Regions from separate parts of the Homo sapiens genome. Here regions 1, 2 and 4 are each linked to region 3. Evidence: chromatin contacts called from ENCODE Hi-C or POLR2A ChIA-PET data. All regions are on one chromosome and are shown on one strand. Each heading gives the region's core, a stretch centred on a gene start or an enhancer-like site at or near the end of the contact. The rest is flanking DNA. Distances are from core to core; before and after follow the strand shown. Region 1 holds the start of FUZ (fuzzy planar cell polarity protein). Region 2 holds the start of AKT1S1 (AKT1 substrate 1). Region 3 holds the start of PPFIA3 (PPFI scaffold protein A3). Region 4 holds the start of PTOV1 (PTOV1 extended AT-hook containing adaptor protein).

Region 1 (4,300 bases), core at 45-2,544, 690 kb after region 3:
CTTGGGAAGCTGAGGCACGAGAATCGCTTGAACCTGGGAGGCAGAGGTTGCAGTGAGCCGAGATCAAGCCACTGCACTCCAGCCTGGGCAACAGAGCGAGACTCCGTCTCAAAACAAAACAAACAAACAAACAAAAGATTCCTGGGTTCTGAGGAAGGAAGTGTTGGTGGTCTGCACTCCTAGGTCTGAGGGAAAAGGATGCTGAGATCTCAGATTCCTGGTCTGGGGAGAAAAGAGGACTGGTGAGTCTCACCATGGCTCCAAACACCATTTGGAGTAGTCTCTCCAGCCTCAGCTCAGAGATGCCCACCTCAGATGACAGAACAATGAGGGTGATGCTGTGGAATGGAAGTGAGAAGAATGAGTCAAGGCCTGGGGAATCAGGAAGGGGTATGTTGGAGTCCGCCCATTGATCCTAGAACACCAGATACATCCTCTCTCAGACCAACCTGCCTTTCTTATAGAGAACATCAGGGATCAAAGAGGGTAACTGGCTTGCTAAAGATCCCATAGCCAAATTAACAGCTGCTTTTAGAGAGCTGGAAGGCCTCCGGGGTCATCTTCAACAGGGACTATCACCCAGGCCCTGTCCCTGTCCCACGTTCCCTCCTGGGGACCTGTCATGGAAGCTTTTCCACACCACAGTCGTGTTCTCGGTCCTCGCAGAGCTCAGCTGCACCTCCAGATTCTGCCCAAACATGTGGACTCCATTGAGGGAACCGATGACAGAGAACGGGAGCTAAGGAGGGGTTAGGGACATCAGACAAGAGCACCCCCCCATCCCCTTCCCCCTTAGGACCCAAGTGTGCCAGCTCCCAGCCCCATCCTCTTTCCATATGACCTGGCAGTGCCTCTTTGGGGAACCAGGCTTATTGGTCCATTGCCTCCTCGGTCCTACAAATTCAACACTGAAACTTCCCCAGCCCCTACTGCCTTGAAGACCCAGAGTCAAAACACCGAACCCCCTTCGGTTTAGATACAGGCGTCCAAGGCCCCACCTGCTGACGGGCGGGGGCGCCGCCGCGACTGCTCCTGCAGAATAGGGGGACCCCGCTGGAGGCCGCGAGGCACAGCAGATGCACAGTGCCGCCCGTCCCCTCCTCCCCCATTTAGGACTCCCACCGCGGTCCCTCACGTGGGGACTGTCAGTGCGGGTCTTGGAGCATGGCGGTAATCAGAGTAACTCGGCCTGTGGTCCGGAGCCGCCAGAGGGCGAGATGGGGAGCTGATTGGAAGAGGATTAACTTCCCGCCTTCTTCACCCAACTCAAACAGACCCTCAAACCCTATTCAGGCACCTCCCCCAAACCCATTAGGTTCTCTTCCGCCCTAGCCGGAAGTCACGGTACCCCTAACAAAGATGGCGGCAAATTGAATTTGCAAAGCTTTCTAGTTTCTCCGAGGAGGTAAAGAGAACCAAGAAGCCGGATTGAAGATGATGACTGCGCCAAGGCGTTGCCTAGCCACCATCCTGTAGGCTTTGATGATTTACATTCTAAACGGAAAAAACAGCTGTGCCCGGATCAAAGATTGCGATGGTCCCAAAGCATTGCCTAGCAACCACATTCCCTGTAGGTTTCCAGTATATAGTAGTAAACAATGTGCCCTACTCAAAGATGGCGACCGTGGCGGGGCGTTGCCAAGCAACCACCATTCAGCCTGATATCCATTCCAAGGCTGTAAACAGCTGTGCCCTGCTCAAAGATGGCGGCACGTCGAAGTCCGAGCACCCTCCTTGGGGCGAAATCGAGAAAAACACCATCTCCCCTACAACCTTCGAGGGTGGTTGAGTCCAGCGATCGTTGCCTAGTAACCACTAAAAAAAAGGTTGTTTTTGTTATTAGAAAAAAGAAAACAAGGAAATCCTTTATTTTCCAGAATAATAAAAATAATATCATTTCTGTAATGAATTTATACATGATAGCATACCATGTAAAATGTGAAAAATCCCTTCCCCAATTTTTTTCCTAAAATACAGTTTAACGTAGACTATTCATACGTTTTCACAAAGATGATCAATATACTAACATTTCCACACTTTCTTTTTTGCCATGAAAAAGTATGTCTATTTCATCTTAATAATGTATTTTTATAATCTATTTTATGGATGTGACAAATTGATTTGACCAATTCTGTATTGATGTACATTAGGTTGTTGAACTCCTCCAGACTAGCCAACTAGTGCTGGGACAGCATTTTACTGACTTTTTAAAATGCCCTTATGAATATTTTTATTATTTTACACAGGCAGCATTTACTTGTAATGACAAAAGTATTTATGATTCATTTTTCCCTTCCTCTTCCTTCTTGCAGATCAGCCCATCTTTCTAGCATAATTTTTAATTTTCCTACTTCCTAAAGTACATCTTTTTCTCTTTTTTTTTTTTTTGGGAGAGGGGACAGGGTCTCGTTCTGTCGCCCAAGGTGGAGTGCAGTGGAACCATCTCGGCTAACTGCAACCTCCGCCTCCAGGATTCAAGCGATTCTCCTGCCTCAGCCTCCTGAGTAGCTGGGATTACAGGTGTGCCCCCACCACGTCCAGCTAATTTTTGTAGTTTTTGTGGAGACAGGGTGTCGCCATGTTGCCCAAGCTGGTCTCAAACTCTTTGGCTCAAATGATCCACCCACCTCAGCCTCTCAAAGTGCTGGGACTACAGGCAGGAGCCACCATGCCTGGCCTAGGTACCATTTTAATCTTCCTTCTTGCCTATTGATATTTTTTTTCCTTTCTCTGGATTACTTTTATCTTCCTTACAACTTTATTAAAATGTTAGTTACACAGGCATAAAAGAGGGGGCTGCTCTAGATGAAAAGAAACTTGAGACATAATGTCTAAATATGTGTGTGGTCTTTGTTTGGATCCTGATACAAATAAACCAACTGTAAAAACACATTTTGAGACAATTGGAACGTTTGATTACACACTTACTGTTGGATGATACTAAGAAGTTAATTTTGTTACAGGTAACAATGGCATACTAGTAATGTAAGAAAGTGTTCATAAAATTGGAAAGATGCCTGCCAAGCACACAGGAGTAAAATCATATGATTGTATGGATTTGAAGGCTTCAGCAGGCCAGGCGCGGCGGCTTACGCCTGTAATCCCAGCACTTTGGGAGGCCAAGGTGGGCGGGTCACCTGAGGTCTGGAGTTCGAGACCAGCCTGACCAACATGGAGAAACCCCGGCTCTACTAAAAATACAAAATTAGCTGGGCGTGGTGGCGCATGCCTGTAAACTCAGCTACTCGGGAGGCTGAGGCAGGATAATCGCTTGAACCCAGGAGGTGGAGGCTGCCGTGAGCCGAGACTGTGCCATTGCACTGCAGCCTGGGCAACAAGAACAAAACTCCATCTCAAAAAAAAAAAAAAAAAAAAAGCTTCAGCAAATGAGACTGTCTCAAAAAAAAAAGGGCTTCCGCAGGCTCACTGCCTATAATCCGGGCACTCTAGGAGGCCAAAACGGGTGGATCACCTGAGGTCAGGAGTTTGAGACCAGCCTGGCCAACATGGTAAAACCCTGTCTCTAACAAAAATACAAAAATTTGCCTGCGAGGTGGCACACACCTGTAGTCCCAGCTACTGGGGAGGCAGAGGCAGGAGAATCGGTGGAACCAGGGAGGCAGAGGCTGCAGCGAGCCGACACTGCGCCACTGCACTCCAGTCTGGGCGACAGAGCGAGATTTTGTCAAAAAAAAAATAATAAAATAAAAAAAAATAAAAATAAAAATAAAAGATAAAAGAAAAATAGAAACCCAATAAAAAATAATTTTAAATGATAAAGGTAAAAACCTTTATCATTAGGCTTTCTGTAAGTACTTTTCAATTGGTGATTATTATTATTATTATTACTTTTTTTTTTTTGAGACAGCGCCTCGCTCCGTCCCCCAGGCTGGAGTGCAGTGGCGCGATCTCTGTTCACTGCAAGCTCCGCCTTCCGGGTTCACGCCATTCTCCTGCCTCAGCCTCCGGAGTAGCTGGGACTACAGGCGCCCGCCACCACGCCCCGCTAATTTTTTTTTTTTTTTTTTTGGATTTTCAGTAGAGACGGGGTTTCACCGTGTTAGCAAGGATGGTCTCGATCTCCTGACCTCGTGATCTGCCCGCCTTGGCCTCCCAAAGTGCTGGGATTGCAAGCATGAGCCACTGCGCCCGGCCTGTTTTTTTTGTTTTTTTTGTTTTTTTTTTGAGACAGTCTCGCTCTGTCGCCCAGGCTGGAGTGCAGTGGCGTGATCTCGGCTCACTGCAACCTCTGCCTCCCGGGTTCAAGCGATTCTCCTTGCCTCAGCCTCTCGAGTTGCTG
Region 2 (3,872 bases), core at 1-2,500, 760 kb after region 3:
CCCACACCCCAAGATGTGAGGAACCTGAGCATGAACGCGGTAGCCATGGGGTGAGCGCCTGGGGCCACGCTCAGCTGCCCCGAGACCTCCCAACCTCGCCCGGGGTCCAGGGAGGACCCACTGGTCTAGGAAGAAAACAGGAAATCCCGCCCAGACGGAGGCCAGGACCGGAAGTCCCGCCTTTGGACGGGTGAGGGGCGCCCCGAGGCCCCCCAAACCATCCCCCGACCCCGTGGACGTGGTCCACGGCCCAGGTAGAGATCCCAGGCGCTCTGGAACCGCAAGGTGAGACTGTCTACGATTTGCCTCAGGTCTGACAGGACGATTCCCACGGGCGACCCCCTTCCAGCGCTCAGCAAAGGATCGCTGGCAGACCTCTGCCCTCTGATCTGTGCAGGCCATACCCCTCCCGTGAGCCGCTCGCCCTCCCAGCGCCCCGCTGCCTCAGGACGGCCAAATCCTCCCCACACCGCGGTTAACAACGCCGCCTCCACTCACGTGCCCGTAGCCAGCATGGCCGGCCCGGCGCCGTCACCGCCCTCAAAAGACATGGCGGCGCCTTGCGTCACGTCCGCGCAGTTGCCCCGCCTCCTCTCCGCACACTCCGCCTCCCTTATCGGGGCCGCCCGAGATCAAGATGGCGGCCACAGGGGCTTCATCCGAACCAGTTGACAAGGGTGACGACAGCTTGCCCCTAAGAAAAATGGCCCCGCCTAGAGCATTTCCATTTGCCCCCAACAATAATGGCCGTCCTCATATGCTCAATCATGACCACAGTAAACGAAGGCAAGCGACCTGACGTCCCTGACCCACAATAAACTTCTTCGACAAAAGTAGAGGAAATCGGTGCTCGTTAACAACATGGCAGCCAACCGGGCTTAATCAGCCCATAGTGTATATTGGCTCTCCCTCCCTCCAACCTGCTCCCATTCGGCACGAAGGCTGGCAAAGATCCAACACGGCAGCATTTCTTGCTTCGGTTTGCCAGGCTTCAAAATGGCGGCTCAGCCCGCTTTCTCGCGACGGTGACTCAGAAATTCGTCCGGGGCCGCTTCGTTTCTGGGGGCACTGACGGCTTCATCCCGTTATCCTGAGTCCCTCAGTGCCTCTTGTGGTGTACAGCTCCTCTCACCTCCTCTTCTCTTATCCGTTCGGCTCTTCCAGCTGTCGCGCCCCGCAGAGAGATGGGACAGCCCCGTATTAACATGGCCTTAGCTGACCGGCTTAGGCCATGCCCTCGAGCAAAATGGTACCTCCTTGGCTTCAATTCCAGTATACAATATGGAGAAGGAAGTGGGCGTTTCAAGGCGTGCTTGCCCCAGGTGGTGCAGCTCTCAGACCCTCCCACTTGTTTACTTCGTGGCGAGAGGGCGAACACTGCGCCTGCGCACTCTCCGTAGCCGGATCCACCTTCAGCGTCTGCGCCACGTGACTCCGATCCACCCTCGAGGTTCCAGTGGAATAACCCCCTTCTGAAAAATGGTTTCACCCGCTCCTTCTCTAGAACGGGTCGGGCCGCTACCACTGTCCGGCCCGGAGGGGAACTGTTTTCTCCGGAAGTGACAACACGCTGACTAGGAAAAGGAGGAGGCGGGGCAGTGGGGCCTTCGGCGGCGACTATGGAAGGAGCCGGCTACAGGGTAAGCACTGAGGACGCATTCCCTCGCTTCAGTGTATGCGAAACGCCCCGTCTAGTGATCAGCTCTTCTCTCAGGCCTTGGCTCTCGAGAATCCGGCACGGCCTTGGCAAACACCGATCTCTTATAAACGCGCCGTCACCCTCCCGTCCACCGCCCCAGGGAAGAACCTCCCATGGCCCCGCCCCCCCGGCTCAGGCGACTCCTTGAGCCCTGCCCCCTGTGGAACGCACGTCAGCATCCGAACGCGGGCTGGACCATTCTCCCCGCCTTGGTCCCGGGGCAATGGCCCTCCCGGCCCCGCCCCCTGAGGGTGGCTCCTCCCTGGGCCCGTCCCTATTGGCTCCCCAGGCTGGTCCCCTCGCTTGGGCCCCAGCCCTCGCTGGTTCCCCCCAACTCAGGTGGTGTTTGAGAAGGGCGGAGTGTACCTGCACACCAGCGCTAAGAAGTATCAGGACCGAGACTCTCTCATCGCTGGTGTCATCCGTGTCGTGGAAAAGGTGCGCTGGGAGGGAGCAGGGCTCGGACCCGCTCCGAGCGGGATGCAGGCGGTCTGGGATGCAGGCGGCAGCTGTAGGAGTTTGGTCTGGCGGTCAGCAGTGGGACCTGAAGAAGGCTGGGTGTGGGAACTGGAATGAGGGGCGGGACTTTGAAAGGCTGAGGGTAGAAACTGGGAAAGTTTGGAAATTTGCAACGGAAAGTTTTGGGAATGTGGTTTGGGGAGCGCCTCTAACCCCGCCTCCCTCCTTACCCTAGGACAATGACGTCCTCCTGCACTGGGCTCCTGTAGAGGAGGCTGGAGATTCCACCCAAATCCTCTTCTCCAAGAAGGTAGGCTCCACCCGCTTTGCCCTTCTCCACTCGCTTTTTTTCTAGGTCCGTGCTGTTGTAAGTCATTTGAGGGACCTGCGTACAATCCCAGACCTACTCGTGGGGCATGTGTGACCCTGTTTAGGCTTGGGTACTCTGCCTCTCCTTTTGCTCCTCTCTGTGAAATGGGCAGAGGATGCCCATTCAAGGAAAAAGAGCAGGGAGCATAAGACGCACGGTCGTGGGGACGGCTGACCCCTCTCTCCCTTTGCTTCTTGGGAGATCCCTGCCAGGGTGCAAGATGTGGATTCGAGTTGCTTGAAGGGAAATGGCATTTCCTCTGGTGCCAGAGGACAGGGCCTGACAGCCTACTCACCCACTTCGTCACTGCTCCCGGCTTTCCCTTCGTTATGTCTCCTGGGACTTCCCATGGCTGGACCCCGTCCTGGGCAATTCTGAGACCCAGAGATAAGTCAGATCCAGACCCACCTAAGCCCTGACCCTTACTCACTTTTTGAGAAACTGATAGATGAGGTCGAAAACGCTAGGAAGTGTTGGAACTTTTTGCACCCAGACAGTCTGATTCCAGATCCCCAACGCTTCCTGGGAGAGCAGACATTTGAGCTGGGACTCCCAGGATATGAAAGGACAAGAAGGTATTTCAGGGACAGCAGAACAACCTTCAAGGCACACGGAGAAGTTGGATGCCTCTGTAGGGGGGTTCTTTAGTGGGGAATGAGACCTCCATTGGAGCTGATGAGTTCCACCCAGGGGCCGGAAGTCAGTCGGCACCCACAGAGCTAGTGACGAGACACTGGAAGGCTGAGCTGACCACCTGCGCTGCCCCAGGGCAGGAGGATGAAGATGAAGATGAAGATGACTCTCCACCTTGCTCCACAGCCAAACACAGCCAAGGCACCAGGAAGTTGCGTTACATCACTTCCGCTTTCCAGGTTGGCCTGCATCTGGTTGGTAGAATTTGTCCTGTGTCCTGGATTCCAGCTGCAAAGAAACCTGGGAAATGTAGTGTGTTTTTTTTGTTGTTGTTATTGTTTTTTTTTTTTTTTTTTGACAGTCTCACTGTCTCAAAAGAGTGCAAAGTGGTATCTTATTGTGGTTTTGGTTTGTATTTACCTGGTGAGTACAACAGTGTCCATTGAGCACTCCGCAGCCTGACTGCAGAGCCACCTGCTGTGTAGCATGGACCTCCCCATGCAGTGGGAGACATGGGGTCAAGTCCTGGCTCGCTCTCTGGCTGCATTGGGTGACCCTGAGCAAGTGCTGTACTTTCTTTTTTCTTTTTTTTTTTTTTTTTTTAATGAGACAGAATTTGCTCTTGTTGCCCAGGCTGGAGTGCAATGGCGCCATCTCAGCTCACTGCAACCTCCGCCTCCCAGGTTCAAGCGATTTTCCTTTCTCACCCTC
Region 3 (4,130 bases), core at 1-2,500:
CCCTCTTGTCTACCCGGAGCCTCCCTGATCCCGGGTCCCTTGTCCACCCCCCTTGCAGGTCCTTGGAGTCTCGAGGTTGAAACCACAGATCTGGACGTTCACGTGCACTCTCTTCCTGTACAGTATTTATTGTTCCTGGCACTTTATTTAAAGATATTTGACCCTCACTGAGTGTCTGTGTGTCTGTCCTGCATCCCTGGGTTGGTGTCTTGAGATGTGGAGGGAATGCGAGGAGCTGAGGTCAGGCCAAGCCGTTGAGAAGCCTTTTCCAGAGTCTGAGAACAGAGGTTAAGACCTCTCCCTAGGTCTGAAGGCGGAGACAGGCCGGCTTCCAAGAGACTAGTCCGAGGGCGGAGGGCGGAGGCAGGGACCCAGTCTGGGTCTGAGTGCTGGGGCAGAACTGAGGACAACGCTGCCTACCCTTAAGAGCGTCTGAGGGCGAAGGCCAAGTCCCTTCCTCCAGAGTCCTGAAACGCAGCCGGAGCCAGTGGGCGGCCTCTGTGTGGGCGGGGCGGAGCGAACCATTAGCCTCGTCCGCCGGGGGAACCCTGCAGGCCGCACTACTGTCTGCGTGGGAGTCGCGGGTGGGGGTGCCGCGTGCAGTTCCCGAGGCGGGCGCAGGGGTGCAGAATGAGGTGCCCTCGCCCACCGGGCGCTCACTCCACCTTCCAAACACAGCGCGTCTTTCCGGAAGCAGCCCCCGCCTTGAAATCCAACCTTTAGCCTCATCCCGCTGCCCGCCCAGCCCTCGTGTCCCGTGCGGCGCGAGGGCTAGTGCGCGCCACTGCCGGGAGCCGGGGTCGCGACTCGCGTTCCACGCCGCGCGCTACTCGCTCCAGGTGACATCATCCCCCTGCCGGGCTCCGCCTCCCGCCCCAGCCGCCTCACGCCGCGTGCCTATTGGTCGACGCGCCTTATGCCCCGCCTCTCGCTCTCCGCCCGCGCGACCCCTCCCGGCCGGTGTGGAGGCGGGGTCTAGTCGCCGGCCGGCGCCGACGCTCTCTCCCATTGGCCGCTCTTCGCCGTCTGTCAGTCTCCTGTTAAAGGGGCCACGACCGCCCGGGAGCCGTGGGGGGGGAGGGGGAGGGAGGAGGAATTTTTTTGGGGGGAAGGTGGGATTTGGGGGGCGCTGGTGGGCACCCCTGGATCTGGCGGCTGCGGCCTCGCGGGGGGAGGCTGATCGGTGACAGGGGCAGGGGGCTATTTTGGGGGTAGAAGGCAGTGAGAGCGTGAGGGGGAGGGGGGTCCCCAGCGCCCAAGCCGGAGCCAGAGACGCGGAGCCCGCGCGAGCGTCGGAGACAGGGCTCCAGGGCTCCGAAGCGACAGAGCCGGGCCCCGGCCGCTGCCAGGGGCCCCGCCCGGCCCCCCCACTCCACCCCACGTCCCTCCTGCAGCCCAGCTCCGCCCGCAGCCGCCGCGGACCAGGCAGGTAAGAGCCCGGCCCGGCCCTCCTGGCAGCGCCCACCCTGGGGACCCCTTGGCGAGCCTCCCCCGCCTCCCCGAGATCCCGGATTCCCTTCCTCATCCCAGGGGACCCCCGAGCCCAGATTTCACACCCCAACCCCGGGGACTCAGGCGTGCCCCTCCCGGCGCCCAGAGTCCCCGACCGAACCCTAGAATCCCGGGCGCACCGCCGCCTCGCGCCTCCTCCAGGGCCCAGGAGCTTGGATTTCCCGGTCCGGCCCCGGGACCCCTCCTAGAGCCTAGATCCCCCTTCCTGACCCTGTCCTGGGAGCTCCAGACACCCGCCGCGGCGGTGCCAGACTCCCCAGACGCGTCCGCATCGTCCCCGCTTCGCGCACTCCGTCTCCCGTCGCCAGCCTCGGGCTTGCACAGCCGGCTGCGTCCCACGGTCCAGGCAGGCTCGGCGGCCGCCCTGGACACAGGCCCGCTCTGGAGCTGTCCATGGTCAGCGCGCTCGGCAGCCTCGCCTCCCCCCACCTCCTGCCGCCGCCACCAGGGAGGGGGCGCAGGCGGCGCGGGGATCCCCCCGCCGCGCCTTTGACCCGGGAATACCCGGGCCCTCCCCGACCAGGGCGCCCCAGCCTCTGGGTTCTGCCGGCCAGGCTCGTGGCCCCGTCCTCGGCACCCCAGGTTCCTGGGACTCCAGCTGCTCCCTGAGGATCCAGGGCTTCTGAATTTTCCTATTCTGGTCGCCGTGGGGACCATGGCACCCGGGGATGCAGCTCCCACCCCGTTCGGGAAGCCTGTCCGTGTCTACACCTCTGCTGGCCCCAGGTGGTAGCCCTCACCCCGTCAGCACCTAGGAATCCTGTTCCCCAGCGTTTGCTCTGCTTAGAACCCCGCTGTGCCCTGCAGACACACAGACTTAGCCTCCTGGCACCCAGCATCTGCTCCCCGAGGGACTCAGGCGCCATGACTCCTTTCCTTTGGGGGACCCGGAATGTGATTCTCAATGCAGTTCTCTGACTTCTGTTCACACTCCCACTTGGGGACCTAAATGTCTTGGTCCCAGTCTCCTATCCCCTCAGGGACCCAGGAGTTCAGACCCCAGCTTCCGTACTGCCCACCAGCTTTTACTGAGGCTGTCTGCCTCAACCCTCTCTCCAAACAAGACCTCAGGCTCTCACCTTCCAATCCCCCATCATTTACCTCCACAAGGATTCAGGAGTCCAGGCTCCCAGCTCTGTCCACTGCCCTCCCCAGCAGGTATCTAGTTTCTCAGGTCTCACTTTTAGGAACCAGGTCTTCACAGCCTCATCACTCTGCCCCATCAACTTCACATCTCCTGTGGCCCTACCAAACCCCTGTCTCATCCTCATGTCACCCCAGGTGGCGGGCTTCAGGACTCTCTACTCTTTCCCCTAAGATGCAGCTTGTTGAGATGTTTCTAGCACTCCATTGCCCCCTGAGGCTCAGATGAGTTCCCCTTCTCCAAGTACACTCTCCCAGGCCAATGAGCCGAACACACATCACCTCCTCCAGATGTATTCTGTGGCCTGGGCTCATAAGGAGATCTAGAAGCTACCTGCTGCCATACAAATTTCTTTCTTTCTATTTATTTATTTATTTATTTTGAGACAAGGTCTCTGTTGCCCAGGCTGGAGTGCACTGGCACAATCACAGCTCACTGCAGCCTCCACCTCCTAGGCTCAGGTCATCTTCCCACCTTAGCCGCCTGAGTAGCTGGGACCACAAGCACTCACCACCAGGCCTGGCTAATTAAAAAAAAATTTTTTTGGCCAGGCGCGGTGGCTCATGCCGGTAATCCCAGCACTTTGGGAGGCTGAAGCGGGCGGATCACCTGAGGTCAGGATTTTGAGACCAGCCTGGCCAACATGGAGAAACCCTGTCTCTACTAAAAATACAAAATTAGCCAGGCGTGGTGGCACATGCCTGTAATCCCAGCTACTCAGGAGGCTGAGGCAGGAGAGTCGTTTGAACCCCGGAGGCGGAGGTTGCATTGAGCTGAGATCGTGCCACTGCACTCCAGCCTGAACGACAAGAGCGAAACTCTGTCTCAAAAAAAAATTTTATTTATTTATTTATTTATTTATTTTTTGTAGAGATGGGGGTTTCGCCATGTTGCCCAGACTGGTCTGAAACTCCTAGGCTCAAGGGATCCTTCTCTGTTGGCTCCCAAAAGTGCTGGGATTACAGGCATGGCCATCGCGCCTGGCCGGGCCACATTTCTTGTCGCACATGTGCTCTTGCATTGCTCCATGTTCTAGATTCCTTCTAAACACCAGAACACTCCCAGCTGATGTCTGTTCTGTGTTCCATTTTCATTCCAGGCATGGTCTGAGTTCTAGGCCAGATGCCAATTTTTTTTTTTTTTTTTTTGAGACGGAGTTTCACTCTTGTTGCTCAGGCTGGAGTGCAATGCTGCGATCTTGGCTCACCACAACCTCTGCCTCCCGCGTTCAAGCGATTCTCCTGCCTCAGCCTCCTGAGTAGCTGGGATTACAGGCGCCTACCACCATGCCCGGCTAATTTTTTGTATTTTTAGTAGAGATGGGGGTTTCTCCATGTTGGTCAGACTAGTCTCGAGTTCCCGACCTCAGGTGATCACCTGCCTCGGCCTCCCAAAGTGCTGGGATTATAGGCGTGAGCCACTGTGCACAGCCTTTGTTTTTTTCATATATTTAGATAAGACCCCTGAGCCAGAT
Region 4 (3,693 bases), core at 1,194-3,693, 730 kb after region 3:
ACCATGCCCGGTTAACTTTTGTATTTTTAGTGGAGACGGTGTTTCACCATGTTGGCCAGACTGGTCTTGAACTCCTGACCTGAAGTGATCTGCCCACCTCGGCTTCCCAAAGTGCAGAATTACAGGTGTGAGCCACCACGCCTGGCATGTTTTTCTTTTAACAACTCCCTTTTAGTCTTTCCAAAGCAAGCAATCTGGTTTGTGTATAAACAACTGTCTTGCATTAATTTCATTAGTTTGATAGTAAATTAAACAAGAACTTCTGGCATAAACAGGTTTGGATCAAACAGCTACCTTTCAGGAAGTAAACAGCTTGAGAGATGGAAGTGGAATTGCTTAGTCATAATAGTAGCCTGCTAGCCCCAGCAGTGGGCTTCACAGATGAAAAGGAAAGTGTCTTTCAAGTTGGTGGACCGAGTTAAGTGAGATGGTTTCAGAGAGTTTTGTTGCAGTATTACTGATAGAATTTCAGCCTACATTTTCATTTCACTTTCTGACATGAGTTCCCATTTTGCTCACTCTGGAGTACACCCTGGTATACCGCTCTCCATGCTTATACAATTCAGGGCATTCAAACTCACGTGTGTCCTGATGGGTTCTGAGGGATGGGAAGGCATTAACAGGTAGAGAACAGGAAGGATGGGAGAGAGATTTTTTGGGGGGCGGCAGCAGGGGCCACAGTACCAAGTTTGGATTTAATTCTAAAGGCACTGGGAAGCCATTGGATGGTTTTGATTATTGTAGTGACAGAGAAGGCAGCAAGAGTTAGGAGACGTCACCCAGGCAAGAGATCTTGATGGTTTGGACCAACAAGAATGGGGAGAAGTGAGGATTCCGGGAGATTAAAGCAGCTCCTGTTTTTTCTCCTTCCTGCTGCCAGGTTGTCCTCACATGGGTGATTGACAGGGCATTGGAGGTACCTGTTGATAACTAACTTGCAGTTTGTGTTCAGGGAGCACTGACTCCGTTTGGCCACAATGCAGGTTGGATTTGGGGTTTAAGGCTGGGCTCCAGTCAGCCCTCGGGAGCCCCTGGGCAGGAAAACATGGACAGGCCTACGGGTTCTTCTGCCATTTCACTGGCCACTCCTCCGTGTCCTTTGCTGGTTGCTTCTCATTGTCGTGACTGCTAAAGGGATGAGTGTCCCAGTCTCTTTGTGAGCTCATCCAGTCTCCATTCAAACACTGATGACTCCCGAATTTCTCTCTCCAGGCTATGACATCAATATCTATCTACATTGTTTAGTCAACATCCGAAACAGAAGTAGGGACTCCGTCTCTAACCTCCTACAGCTGTGTCTATTTCTCCTCTCTACCTTCACTCGACTCCGCCCACACTGGCTCCCTTTTATTCCTTCTACTTTCAGGATTTGTCTTTGCTGTTCTGTCCTCTTTGCACACTTTTCCAGCCATCTGGAATGGCAGGTTGCTCACAGGTCGTTTTCTTGACTTCCCTTGCTTGCTAACTTTACCTCGCTATGGTCATATCCCATCGCCCTGTGGATGTGCGCTAGTTAACACTTAGCACAGCCTGTGATTATGTCTCTCCCCAGTGGACCGTGGGGCCTGTGAGGGACGTGGTCTGATTCGGTCGTCGCCGAGCACAGAACTGGACAGGGTACTCATAACAGATTTTTGTTGTTGTTTTTAAAGAAAAGCTAACATTTGAGTAGTGACTGCGCCAAGCAGTCAAGCACAGCCCCTCGGGCTCGATCCCCATAACCACTCTAGGGTTAGGTATTACCCACGTTTAAGGAACAAAAATCGAGGGAAAAATCTTATACAACTACTAGTAAGTAGTCATTCCATTTTAGCAGAGCGAATGAGCGAATCCACGGAAGGCCGGGGAGCGACGTGAGTGGCGAGAAGCTTGGAGTCGCCAGGGACGGCGGGCGGAGCCTGGGCGCCGGGGCTAATGGGCGGAGCCTCCAGGGACAGCTGGCCCCGCCCAGGCCGCGCGGGGCCCGCTGGGAGTTGGAGTCCCTTGCCCACCTCGCCACGTCACCGACTGCAAACCTTCAGCTGTCTCAGGCTCGGGTGCAATCCGTACCCTCAGTGGGTTCCCTTTCAGTGGGTTCCTTTGTCCCCAGGCCCATTATTCCGTCCTCCCCTCTTCCCTGATGTATTTTGGCGCGGTCTCCTGGCTCTGCGGGCCCAGGGCTCCGGATGAGGTCTCCCGCCGTCCCGACCCCCGCAAGGGGCCAGCTTGGTGTCGCCTTCGTTCTTCTGCCACCCCATTCGGTAGGGGCTCCCGTTCCCGCCACGCCCCCTGAAGTTGTGGCTCGCGCGTCTTCCCAGGACTCCCCCGCGCCGGAGAGGCCCGCAGGACCGCCGAGCCCACACTCCGCTCCCGCCCGGGCCCCGCTCCCCCGCGCCGCCTTGGTACGCTCCGGCCACGCCCCCTCGGACGCGCTTGGTACGCGCCGGGCTCCCCCGCTCGCCTCAGTGGTTCGGCCGCGGCGACCCCACTCCGGCGGCGCGTCCCCCGAGCTTGGTACGGCTCAGCCCGTCTCCCCCGAAGCCGCGCGCCCGCGCCCGCGCCCCTCAGTCGGTGGAGCCCGCAGCCCCCCTTGTGGCCCGCGGCAGCTCCCCGCCCGCTCGGCCCGCGCCCGCCATGGTCCGTCCGCGCCGTGCCCCGTACCGCTCCGGCGCCGGGGGCCCCCTCGGGGGTCGCGGCCGCCCTCCGCGGCCCCTCGTGGTGCGCGCCGTCCGCTCGCGCTCCTGGCCTGCCAGCCCCCGAGGCCCGCAGCCTCCGCGGATCCGGGCCCGCTCGGCCCCTCCCATGGTGAGCCCCCCGCCCTTTTTCCAGAGCCTTCCACGGCCCCGCCCCCCCAGCCCCTATCCCGGGCTCACGCCTTTGTCCGCAGCCCCCGCCGCTCCGGGGTGTCCCCTGTGGCCCGAAGGGTGGTCCCGCCCGGGGCCGGGTTCCCCCGTGGAGCACCCGGTGGTTCGCGCCGCGCTCTCCCCTTTGTTGCGCGTTCGGGCCGGGGTGGGGGGTTGGGGGACGGGGGCGGGGCGGGCTCATATTACTGCTGACTCCGCGGCCCGATTTAAACGCGGGCTGGGGGCGGCAGACAGGCAGCCGGCACGCTCGCTTGTTTTTCCTATTGGAGAGTTGCTCGCTCTCCGGGCAGGAAACCTGGAAATGGGGGCGGTTTTGGGGGACAGCGGCGAGGGAGGGGCCCGCGCTTTGTACCAGCGCCCCCAGATGTCGCACCCGTGGGCGTTCTCCCCTGGCGGCCGCTCCGTGCCCGTGGAGTGCGCACCTAGAATACGCGCCCGCGCCCACATGTGGGATGCTTTGATGGACTGCCGTGAGCCCAGACCTTAAACGTAAACATTCAGCTTCGCAGGTACTTTGGGCTGCACACGCTTCTCCGGACCCAAAAGATGCACATGCTTTTCAGAAACCGTAAGGTTTACCTGGGGCTGTAAAACCGCACATCGCGACTTTGCACCGTGCACACGCTTGCCCCGATGTGAGATTTCCCCTGGGTTCGCGCTCGGGTCCGCTTCTTAAATACACTGCCTCAGCGGTGTGGATGGCACAGAGCTGTGGCAGCCCTACTGAAACCTTAAACAGGCTTCCTGGGGTCATAAACATGGATACCGAGACTTAGATCACCTCCCACAACTTAAACGTACCCCTTCACTCCACTGCCTTCGCCCCTTCCTGCAGCATTCGCATCTAGTT

What was found. A loop is a pair of places that touch in the nucleus more often than their neighbours do. ChIA-PET counts read pairs that join two places held with the same protein, here RNA polymerase II (POLR2A). Pooled maps may share reads with other maps.
Region 1: a loop to region 3 is called in a map of B cell, with 9 times the contacts of the local background. The contact joins the promoter of FUZ here to the promoter of PPFIA3 in region 3. A Hi-C loop is called at or near these places in 1 of 168 maps with a recorded cell type or tissue (B cell) and 6 of 50 pooled maps. POLR2A ChIA-PET finds 5 or more read pairs at or near these places in 1 of 52 experiments (A673).
Region 2: a pooled map shows a loop between it and region 3 (7-fold over the local background). The contact joins the promoter of AKT1S1 here to the promoter of PPFIA3 in region 3. A Hi-C loop is called at or near these places in 1 of 37 single-sample maps with no recorded cell type and 13 of 50 pooled maps. POLR2A ChIA-PET finds 5 or more read pairs at or near these places in 3 of 52 experiments (HEK293, PC-9 and RWPE1).
Region 4: a loop to region 3 is called in a map of CD8-positive, alpha-beta T cell, with 6 times the contacts of the local background. The contact joins the promoter of PTOV1 here to the promoter of PPFIA3 in region 3. A Hi-C loop is called at or near these places in 1 of 168 maps with a recorded cell type or tissue (CD8-positive, alpha-beta T cell), 1 of 37 single-sample maps with no recorded cell type and 12 of 50 pooled maps. POLR2A ChIA-PET finds 5 or more read pairs at or near these places in 3 of 52 experiments (HEK293, K562 and RWPE1).

What each region holds. Positions count from the first base shown.
Region 1 is chr19:49,811,998-49,816,297 of GRCh38, forward strand. FUZ (fuzzy planar cell polarity protein) reads right to left here and starts at 1,295. Exons shown (of 11, transcript NM_025129.5): 1 at 999-1,295; 2 at 618-739; 3 at 254-338. The coding sequence starts at 1,109. RefSeq lists enhancers at 1,166-1,972, 1,359-1,598, 1,809-1,858.
Region 2 is chr19:49,876,105-49,879,976 of GRCh38, forward strand. AKT1S1 (AKT1 substrate 1) reads right to left here and starts at 1,251. Exons shown (of 5, transcript NM_001098633.4): 1 at 1,133-1,251. TBC1D17 (TBC1 domain family member 17) reads left to right here and starts at 1,598. Exons shown (of 17, transcript NM_024682.3): 1 at 1,598-1,640; 2 at 2,039-2,137; 3 at 2,394-2,468. The coding sequence starts at 1,620. RefSeq lists enhancers at 1-831, 415-1,054, 1,235-1,574, 1,792-2,751 and a silencer at 1,795-2,084.
Region 3 is chr19:49,118,294-49,122,423 of GRCh38, forward strand. PPFIA3 (PPFI scaffold protein A3) reads left to right here and starts at 1,251. Exons shown (of 30, transcript NM_003660.4): 1 at 1,251-1,429. LIN7B (lin-7 cell polarity scaffold B) reads left to right here. Exons shown (of 6, transcript NM_022165.3): 6 at 59-167. The coding sequence ends at 80. It overlaps C19orf73 (chromosome 19 open reading frame 73), which reads right to left and starts at 850. Exons shown (of 1, transcript NM_018111.3): 1 at 109-850. The coding sequence starts at 729. The coding sequence ends at 340. RefSeq lists enhancers at 161-672, 2,035-2,535 and a silencer at 862-1,081.
Region 4 is chr19:49,848,716-49,852,408 of GRCh38, forward strand. It overlaps PTOV1 (PTOV1 extended AT-hook containing adaptor protein), which reads left to right and starts at 2,444. Exons shown (of 12, transcript NM_001394010.1): 1 at 2,444-2,784. The coding sequence starts at 2,614. It overlaps PTOV1-AS1 (PTOV1 antisense RNA 1), which reads right to left and starts at 2,961. Exons shown (of 4, transcript NR_040037.1): 1 at 2,853-2,961. RefSeq lists enhancers at 262-341, 2,143-2,252 and silencers at 1,833-1,912, 2,353-2,642.